2 separate regions of the Homo sapiens genome follow, and region 1 is linked to region 2. Evidence: read pairs that join two places in POLR2A ChIA-PET (ENCODE). Cell type or tissue: A673. All regions are shown on one strand. Links, peaks and the distances in the headings refer to the core of each region. The heading gives the core; the rest is flanking DNA.

Evidence for each region. Peaks named below come from ENCODE experiments on the same cell type or tissue, not always from the same donor. Only the 100,000 strongest peaks of a DNase experiment are listed, where the experiment ranks them.
Region 1: POLR2A ChIA-PET joins it to region 2 with 11 read pairs; 4 of 35 experiments call an interaction of 5 or more read pairs at or near these places.

The regions. Positions count from the first base shown.
Region 1 is chr17:73,208,721-73,214,045 of GRCh38, reverse strand. It overlaps VCF1 (VCP nuclear cofactor family member 1), which reads left to right. Exons shown (of 4, transcript NM_001098832.2): 3 at 1,306-1,368; 4 at 4,278-5,325. The coding sequence ends at 4,517. Among named protein-coding and RNA genes, the nearest start is that of COG1, 18 kb to the right of the region's middle. In A673, for the core only: a CTCF peak has its summit at 3,489; no DNase peak of the experiment used is centred there.
Region 2 is chr17:72,699,440-72,704,820 of GRCh38, reverse strand. The region is part of intron 7 of SLC39A11 (solute carrier family 39 member 11); the gene reads left to right. Among named protein-coding and RNA genes, the nearest start is that of LINC00511, 62 kb to the right of the region's middle. In A673, for the core only: no CTCF peak of the experiment used is centred there; DNase peaks (open chromatin) are centred at 1,600 and 2,320.

The sequences.
Region 1 (5,325 bases), core at 326-5,325, 510 kb before region 2:
TTCAGTCTCCATTTTGAAGTTAAATGTAATTGAAGACCTTACTTGGTTTCCTAGTAGCATTCTTTTTTTTTCTTTTGAAACAGAGTCTCACTTTGTCACCCAGGCTGGAGTGCAGTGGTGCCATCTCGGCTCAGTACAACCTCTGCCTCCCAGGTTCAAGCGATTCTGCTGTCTCAGCCTCCTGAGAAGCTGGGACTACAGGGATGCGCCACCACGCCCGGCTACTTTTTGTATTTTTAGTAGAGACGCGGTTTCGCCATGTTGGCCAGGCTGGTCTCGAACTCCTGGCCTCAAGTGATCTGCCTGCCTCAGCCTCCCAAAGTGCTGGGATTACAGGTGTGAGCCACCATGCCTGGCCCATGGTAGCATTCTTTAGTTCACTTACTCATTATCAGTTTCTTCCTCAAAAGAAATGTTTTTTGATAGACACTTGAGAAAATAAATTTTAAAATAAAATAGAAGATCCAAATCGTAAATATTTTGTCATATATATCCTTCCAGATTGTTTTTGGTGTATATAAATATATGTATGAATACACTTGAGAAAAACATTTTAAGAATCAACTGATATACTATATATACTGCTTAGTATGAACTGAAATGATGTAAAAAATGATGCCAAAGACTTCGATGTTAGTATATGTATGTCTCTATGATCATTGCTAATGGCTGAATAGAATTTCATCATATATGTATATTAATGGATGTAATATAATTAAACCAATTCTCTATTAGACATTTAGGTTGTTTCCAATTTTTAGCCATTATAAACAAGGCCCAGTAAACACTTTTTTTTTTTTCTTTTGAGACAGTCTTGCTTTGTTGCCAGGCTGGAGTGCAGTGGCGTGATCTCAGCTCACTGCAACCTCCGCCTCCTGGGTTCAAGTGATTCTCCTGCCTCAGCCTCCCAAGCAGCTGGGACTACAGGCACACACCACCACGCCCAGCTAATTTTTGTATTTTTAGTAGAGACGGGGTTTCACCATGTTGGCCAGGAAGGTCTCGATCTCTTGACCTCATGATCTGCCCATCTCAGCCTCCCAAAATGCTGGCATTACAGGCGTGAACCACCGCGCCCAGCCAAGATTTTTTAAATGAACTGGAAATTGCAAATCTACCTAACCCTAAAAAAAATAAAAAATAAAAAAAAATTATGTACAGAAATCTTCCCTAATCTGTTTAAAGAACTTTTGCCTTTTCTTAGAGTAGCATCACCCTTGTGCTATTATAGTACGAAATAGATATAATTTGAGATGAAAACTTGACTTACTAGAAACTGATTGTAGTTCTTGCCTTGATTTTCAGACAGTACCTGTAATGAGAAACAGTAAAGAAAACAGACTAAGAGGAAACAAAGCGTTCTGCGCGGTGGGTTTCTAATTGAGTGTAGTGACCTGTTTGTTAAATATTCATGATTCGCAAGGTGCAAGTGGCCATTCTACATTGTTATACTAGGTTAGGAGACGCCTTTGTAGAATACAATTTTTGTTTTTGACTTTGACTTCTTAAGCCTCTAAGTAAATACAGTTGCAGCTGGCTGCAAATCCTGCTATCTGACTTCATCAGCCCGGCCCATTATCATCCTTTCATGAGGTTTTTATTTTTTTATTTTTTTATTCTAGAAAGAGGGGTTGTCCCCTGCTACCTGTAGGTATTGGGGTATGTGACCATAGCTCCAATGGCCTCGGCACCATCACAAGTCTTGGTTTGAGTCTTGTTAATGATGGCAGCTTTGTGAACATTGCTTGTTTTCATTGTTTCAGATAAGTTATCTATATGCATATTATTGGATGTAATTTTTGGTCAAAAAAGGGATAGAACTAGGATTTTAAGAATCACTTTAAAATATATATCTGTAAACAGCATTTTGTTTAATTTATACATTTTTATAATAAAAATACATAATAACCACATTGCAAAAAAGTTGAAGTGTAGAAAAAGTCAAGCAGCTATAATCTTTCCATCCTAATATAACTACTGTGATTTCGTTCTTTCTTTCCAGTCTTTATTTTTTTTGAGACAGTCTCATTCCGATTGCGTAGGCTGGAGTGCGGTGGTGCAATCTTGGCTCACTGCCACCTCGACCTCCGAGGTTCAAGTGATTCCCCCACCTCAGCTTCCTGAGTAGCTGGGACTATAGGCGCGAGCCACCACGCCCAGATAATTTTTTTGTTTTGTTTTGTTTTTGAGATGGAGTCTTACTCTGTCACTAGGCTGGAGGGCAGTGGCGTGATCTCGGCTCACTGCAACCTTCACCTCCCGGGTTCAAGCGATTCTCTTGCCTCAGCCTCCCTAGTAGCTGGGACCACAGGCACACACCACCATGCCCAGCTAATTTTTGTGTTTTTAGTGGAGATGGGGTTTCACCTTGTTGGCCAGGATGGTCTCGACCTCTTGACCTCGTGATCCACCTGCCTCGGGCTCCCAAAGTGCTGGGATTACAGGCATGAGCCACCGCGCCTGGCCTTTTTTTTTTTTGAGATGAAGTCTTGCTCTTGTTGCCCAGGCTGGGTGCAATGGCGCGATCTCGGCTCACTGCAACCTCCACCCCCCAGGTTCAAGCGATCTCCTGCCTCGGCCTCCCTAGTAGCTGGGATTACAGCCGCCTGCCACCATGCCCGGCTAATTTTTGTATTTTTAATTGATACGGGGTTTCACTATGTTGGCTAGGCTGGTCTCAAAACTCCTGAGGCATGAGCCACTGCACCCGGCCAATTTTTTTGTATTTTTAATGGAGATGGGGGTTTTGCCATGTTGGCCAGGCTGGGGTTTTGCCATGTTGGCCAGGTCTCGAACTCCTGCACTCAAGCAGTCCACCTGCCTCAGCCAACCAAAGTGCTGGGATTACAAGTGTGAGGCACTGCACCTGGCCTCCAGTCTTTTTTTTCTTATGTGTAGACTTTACCTAGTTGTAAGCAGACATTTCAGAACCAATGTCTTTGCCTAAGGGAACATAAATGTGGATGTATTAAACGGCTAAGTTTTAAAAAACAATTATATGCTAGATATTAATTACTAGAATTCTTTCTCATGTGCTGAATACAATATTGTATTGCACTGTAAACACAGAAAGGTACTGCCAATTCAGTTATCAGGGTTGTCATTTATTAGAAATGCAATAGTAAAATTGTAAAATAAGGCTGGGCATGGTGGCTCATGCCTGTAATCTTTCCTGCCTGGCACTTTCAGAGGCCAAGGCAGGAGGATTGCTTGAGCTCAGGAGTTGGAGACCAGCCTGAGCAACATAGCGAGATCTTGTCTCTACTAAAAAAAAAAAAAAAAAAAAAATAACGAGGCATGGTGGCGTACGCTTGTAGTACCAGCTGCTTAGGAAGCTGAGGTGGAACAATTGCTTGAGCCCAGGAGATTGAGGCTGCAGTGAGCTTGATCCACTGCACTCGAGCCTGCGTAACAGAGTGAGACCTTGTCTCCAAAAAAAATTGTAAAATACCATAATTCTGAAATGGGTCCTTCGTGTCACCCTCCCCTTTGAGAGTCCTAGTGGTGGAAGGCGGGAATTTCTGAAAGTGACTTTTTTTTTTTTTTTTTTAAAACATGAACTGCAGAATGAAAGTGACTCTTATCAGGGATCTCCGAGTAGCCTCTCCAAGATGACTAAAACACCAAGTCATGTTAGTTACATTAAAGAAAAAGTTAGGCACGCTCATGTACACACATGTACATATGAACTGCAATAATGCCAACATAAGATAACTTGACCAGAAGTCTATTAAAGTCCTTTCAGGGTCTGTGTCCTGCAGTTACAGAATACCATTTTGTGTCTATGATGATCACAAAATTGGCATAGGCTTTTAGTTTTTATCTTCGCTTATACCCAGAAGCCATCTTATTTGTCACCTTTTTTATACTCTGTCCCAATGACTCATACATTCCCTTGGAGGCTGAGAACTGCCTTCTTTGGTTGGAAATTATTGAAATGAATGGGAAAAGCAGGTATAGAATATGTGCAAAAGAATTAGGATATAGTTGAAAGGATTTGGAGTTAGGCAGCCCGTGCTTGAACCTGGACTGGACCCATCCTCCTAGAGCTGTGTATTAAGGACAATAAACCCTGCTCAGCCTGACAGGGTGGCTGTGAGGAGAGGATGAAACGTTTTAGGAGAGCGTACTTTATCAATTCCAAAGCCCAGTATATGTCTTCATCCTCAAGCTGAACTGGAAAGGTACTCTTAATAGAGCGCTGTACATGAAACCACAGTAAAGCTCTTAAACAAAACAGCCTTATTGTGACCCTGTTTCTTTCTTCTTCCTTCCAGTCTTCAGGCAGTGACAGTGGTGGGAGCAGCAGCAGCAGCAGCAGCAGCATCAATAGCCCGGACAGGGCCAGCGGGCCGGAAGGCAGCTTGAGCCAGACCATGGCCGGATCCAGCCCTAACACGCCTCAGCCCGTGCCCGAGCAGTCCGCGCTGTGCCAAGGCCTCTACTTCCACATCAACCAGACCCTGAGGGAGGCCCACTTCCACAGCCTACAGCACCGAGGGCGGCCTCTGACATGATGTGCCGGCAGTTTCTTGCCTTCTGTGAAGGGACAGCGCTGTGCAGATTTGATATTTCAACTTACAACTTGTTTTAAAAGAAAAATTGCACACGAAAAATGCCTGTTGGCTTTTCAGTCTATATTTGAAATAACAGGTTAACAGGCAGTTGTTTACTTGTGGTTTTGCTGCACTATTGCAATTTCAAAGGGGCTTTGAAGCAATTTTTTATAGGATTCTTTTGAGGGAGGGTATCAAATCTATGTCAAGGTAGTGGTTTGAGGAAAACTCATTCTGTGTGTTGAATCCATAGTATGTCCCATTCAGACTGATTTCCAAATCTGTCAACTAGAAACTCTACTTTATGTAAAGGGCCTTTTAAAAATGCGGGATCTTCAATTTTTTTTATTCAATAAACTAGTAAAGAGTATCTAGTTTCCATGAAAAAACATAAGTTTTTTTCCAAAATATAGGAAGCTTGATTCAGTCTTGCACTGAAATTAACTGCCATACTACCTCTCAGTATGTAGATGTTCTATTGAAAGTACTCTCTCCTGTGTAACAGGAGAACAATCAGATCCAATTCAGACTGTCAGTGAAGCACACTCCCTAATAATAGTCTCTACTCTTTGTTATATATTTGTATTTCCAGAGAGAATGTCTTTTAGATTCTTGTATACCCAGATAACTTCTGTGTCACTATTCCACCAGAGTCTGCACCTCAGACTTTAGTAGGAAACATGGCACAGTTCTGCAAGTAAAGTAATATGTAATGACTTTTTGTCCTACAAACTTGGTCAGTCAGCAGCTTACATGATCTCATTGACAA
Region 2 (5,381 bases), core at 186-5,185:
GATGGAGTTGCACCCATTGTTCAGGGTAGGGTCACAGTTTATCCCTAGAGCTTGGACTGGAGCTCCAGCTAAACCACATGGACTGAGAGGGGAAGAGGACCCCCCAGGGAACTGCCAGGTCATGCTAAGGTATGAGAGGGGACCTTCATACCCCTGGTCCTTCATGGTTGATTCCATTGGTTTGTGGATAAAATGCACACAGATGGCGCTTTGGCTTTTTTGAGGGACAGCATCACTTTATGCATAGAGTCTACCATAAAATTCAGGGCCTTGCAGGACCCACTGAAAAGCGTATCAAATAAAAGGGATTTGTCAACATACATCCTCATCTTTACTGTTATTCCTTAGGACCAGTGAATCTAGCCGCATCTTTGACTTCTTTAATCTAAATGATGGGAAAACTGGGGAGCTGTTCTCCAGAAAGGGAGCCTAGCACCACATTAGAGCAAGGACCCTGAAGTCAGACTTCCTAGGTCCAAATCGAGGTGCTGCGATTTACTAGCTACATAGTCTTGAACAAGTGAATCGAGATCTCTGTACCTTGGTTTCCTCATCTGTCAGTGAGGGATGATAATAGTTTATCTCCCATAAGAAGATTACATGAACTAGCAAGTTGATATGTCTAAAATGCTCCATACAGTGTTTGGGCAAATAGCAGGTATGCTCTGGTAAAAATAATAGTTGTTGTTGTTTTGGAAAGAGTCTCACTCCGTCGTCCAGGCTAGAGTACAGTGGCATGATCGCAGCTCACTGCAACCTCCACCTCCCAGGTTCGAGTGGTTCTCATGGCTCAGCCTCCCAAGTAGCTGAGACTACAGGCGCATGCCACCATGCCCGGCTAATTTTTGTATTTTTAGTAGAGATGGGGTTTCACCATGTTGGCCAGGCTGGTCTTGAACTCCTGGCTTCAAAGGATTCACCCACCTCGGCCTCCCGAAGTGCTGGGATTACAGGCATGAGCCACCACCCCCGGCCAACAGTTTGTCTTATTTTGAGGTGGGTTCCTCTGTTTAGGGATCATCAAACAGAGAAATTAATTTCTAAGCCTCTCCCAAAGAGACACTGAGATAGAAGATAGCTAAACATCTCCTATGTTCATTCAGGTTCTTGGTTTCTGAAAACTCTGAGTTGATCTTGGTTGGCCATGGATGTTAACAGTTTTCCAAAATGGATTTAAGGACTGAATCTGTCTGGACTTCAGTTTGGCCATGGAGAAACAGATCATCAGAAAAGTGGGGGCAGGAAACCTTACTCTGTGTGTTTCACGGGCATATTGTCAAGACAAAGAATGTGGGTGACATGCTTGGAACCCTGTGGGGTATCGCCCCCCAACCCCCCATGTTACCTTTACCCCAGCAAGAAAATGCCCATTCAAAGGTGTTCTTTTGCTTACTGTGTCTCCTTATTATAATAGTTCTCCTATTTCTCCCCACACGGAACTGCTATAATTAAAAGGCCATCAGCTTTGCATATCATTACTTGGCTATAAAAATTTCTGCAAGTTGGAACTTGAGTGTAGAGGGATTTGGCTTTGATGCACAGGGTTTATGTTGCTGTCTTTCTCGCTCCTAAAGCACATACACACCAGCACATCAGTCCCACATGCAGGACTTTTCATTGCCTTGTGGTTTGGAAGGGATCCACTCCTGATGGAAACCCCCTAATATCTCAGGAAAAGCCTATAAAATAAACCCAAGTGGGAGGAAGAGGCAGACAGATGAAGACCTGCCAACCGACAGCTCTGGTGTCTGGTGATGGGGCGGTAAGGGAGCTTAGGAGATCAGGCAGCCCATTTATGTCTTCTTTCTTTCTGACTCCCAACCCCACAAAGACAGAGGGAATCAATTTTTTTTTTCCTTTCTTCCATTTTTTTTTTTTTTTGGTGAGATGGAGTCTCACTCTGTCACCCAGGCTGGAGTGCAGTGGCGTGATCTTGGCTCACTGCAACCTCCACCTCCAGGGTTCAAGCGATTCTCCTGCCTCAGCCTCCTGAGTAGCTGGAATTACAGGCATGCACCACCACACCTGGCTAATTTTTGTATTTTTAGTAGAGACGGAGTTTCACCGTGTTGGCCAAGCTGGTCTGGAACTCCTGACCTCAAGTGATCCACCCGCCTCAGCCTCCCAAAGTGTTGGGATTACATTTGTGAGCCACCATGCCTGGCTGGAATCCACTCTTAAAATTCCCTGGAAAAGAGGAATTCCCATACTCTCCCATGGACCCTTCCTGCTTTTGTGCAAATATGACTGCTAGAACTTGGCACTGTCGTGTACTTTGATGACTCATTTGGTAGAGTGGAAGACCGTCGGTCTCTAGAACTTGGCACTGTTGATCATCTGGTAGATAATTCTTTGTTGTAGGCGGGGGGTGCCCTGTGCATTAGCCTCTTCCCACTAGATGCCTTCCCCCTAGTTGTGACAACCAAAAATGTCTGCAGACATTGCCCACTGTTCCCTAGGGGTCCAAATTGGCCTGGTTGAGACCACCACCCTAGGTAGTACATGCTTCAAGCACTTGAAGGCCTACTATGTGCCAGCCACTGTGCTAGGTGCTGCCTAAAGAAAAAAACAGTAGCCTCCTATCTTTGGACTCAGTAGAACACAGGAAGATAGGGTTAGCTTGCGAGTTTATGAGAGCATGTGGATTGGTATATCCAAGGTTAGTGATCTGTCCACCCTGAGAAATGTCTATGTTCTTTTTTATTTTATTTTATGGAGACAGAGTCTCACTCCATTACCTAGGCTGGAGTGCAGTGGTGTGATCACAGCTCACTGCAGCCTCCATCTCCCAGGCTCAGGCAATCTTCCCACCTCAGCCTCCTGAGTAGCCAGGACTACAGGCAGGCACCACCACAGCTGGCTAATTTTTAAACATTCTATAGAGATGGGGTCTCTTTATATCACCCAGGCTGGTCTCAAACTTAACTTCTGGGCTCAAACAGTCCTTCCACCTCAGCTTCCCACAGTGCTGAGATTACAGGCGTGAGCCACCACACTCTGCGTGTCTATGTTCTTTTTTTTTTTCTTTTCCTTCCTTCCTTCCTTTTCTTTCTCTTTCTTTCTTTCTCTTTTTCTTTTTTTTTTTTTTTTTTTGAGACAGAATCTCCCTCTGTCTCCCAGGCTGGAGTACAGTGGTACAACCTCGGCTCCCTGCAACCTCCGCCTCCCAGGTTCAAGCAATTCTTGTGCTTCAGCCTCCCCAGTAGCTGGGACTACAGGCATGCACCACCACACCTGGCTAATTTTTGTATTTTTAGTAGAGACAGGGTTTCACCATGTTGGCCAGGCTGGTCTCGAACTCCTGACCTCAGGTATCTGCCCACTTCGGCCTCCCAAAGTGCTGGGATTACAGACATGAGCTACCATGCCTAGCCAGGTCTCTGTTCTTTAAACTGCATCACTCACTATCTCTTGAAAGAGCTCTTTCTGGCCCCACAGCCTTCCTGCTTAGCATCGCCACACAAGGAGATGGTCCCTCAACACCACGTCCTTGTGTGCCCTCCTCAGTGGAGAGCGGAGCTAGTTTTTGTCCTCCATAGATCCCCACTTCTGAGGCTTGATCAGCTTCCTCCACACCTCCCTCTCTTCAGGCGAAATTCCAGGTCTTTAACCTCCTGGAAGGCATTGTTGGCAGTGCCAAAACCATGCCAAACATCTGGGTGAGAACTGCAAAATGAGACCAGTTCTTCCAAAGTTTCCCAGCTCTGCCACTGGGATGGAATGTGATGGAAGGTGAATGTGGCCCCCAAGCACGTCGTCCCATCTGAGCTTGGTGGAGCTTCAGGCTGCAGGTTGTGCAGGGCCCACGTGTACCACGTGTGTCAGCCTGATATGGCTTGGCTATGTTCCCACCCAAATCTCATCTTGAATTGTAGCTCCCCTAATTCCCTTATGTTGTGGGAGGGGCCCAGTGGGAGATAATTGAATCATGGGGGTGGTTTCCCATATGCTGTTCTCATGGTAGTGGATAAGTCTCAGGAGATCTGATGGTTTTATAAGGGGAAACCCGTTTCGCTTGGCTGTCACTCTTCTCTTGTCTGCCGCCATGTGAGATGTGCCTTTCACCTTCTGCCATGACTGTGAGGCCTCCCCATCCACGTGGAATTGTGAGTCCATTAAATCTCTTTCTTTTGTACATTGCCCAGTCTTGGGTATGTCTTTATGAACAGCGTGAAAACGGACTAATACACAGCCCCACCTCTGTCTTACCCCTTTCTTGCCCTTGCCTTGGATTGCTTGTTCTGTCTCCTTCATTAAGGCCTGGGGACCCTGGGGGCAGGGCTGTGCATTCTGACTCCTGTGTCCCTTCCCTGGCAGTCCCCAGCCCCGCCTTTCATGGCGGTGTATCTTGGAGATGTTCAGAAACCACTGAATACATCCAGATGTTGGCTGTTGTATATAAAAATAGTTAAATGTCCTCCTGGCATTTTAGGTTTCCTTCAAACTGTATGTGATTCAGAAGCAGCTGTACTTACTGCCCAAAGATTAGATAGAAATGACTTTATGATTCTGAGATTTAAAATGACCGCTCCACCCCAACTGTTAATGGAAAACTATTAAAAAATAAAATTGCAGTCAAGTTCTTTGTCCTGGTAGAATGCAGTAGAACAAGCACAGGATGTGAAATACGGATTTTAACAAAGATGCTGACCCAAACTTTGCCCATCTCCCGCCAAAGAAGCCAGCAGCATCATGTCCCTTCGCCCCAGGCGCACGATGGCAGGCTGACTGGCAACCAAGATTACACATTCAACCTTCGTCTCCCAAGAGCTTCTGTTCTTGCAGAAACCCCTGATCTATCTTGCCATAAGTCAGGTACCAGAAGTACCACTCTGGAGGAGGCCAGCTCCTGTGTTGAGGTTTTTCGTGGACTGATTTTTTTGGTGTGGGTCTCTACCAAACCCCAGATGCTGAAAAGGGCCTCCAGAGGGGCGGATGTAGGTAGCAAACCCGAAAGCTAGTGATTTCAGGATTTCAGCTACCCATCCCCTGCCAAGTAAGATGAATCACATGCGGTGGAGTTAACAGCACAGAGCAACACAGAAGGCTTTGTCCCCTGGTCCCTGGCTGACAAATCCACAGCCCTGGCCGCCCTTGCCAGCTCTGTCTCAGGGTTGCTCTGTCCCCAGAGATCTTTAAATGTGGGATAGGCAGGCATCTATCCCAAGTGTTTACAGCATGGCCCCAAGGCAAGGAGTGGATTAAACTCTTTCTAGAAATATGTTTCAGCCTTAGAGGAGGGACAAGGAGGCAGCTGTTATTAATGAATGAATGGATAGACCAGCACACATTGCAGGGGCTTCCTGAAGCTCCTCTCCCTCCATCTGAGCTGCTGTAGGGTGCTTAAGAGTAACAGACTGGATAGATTCCCAGGCCAAGCC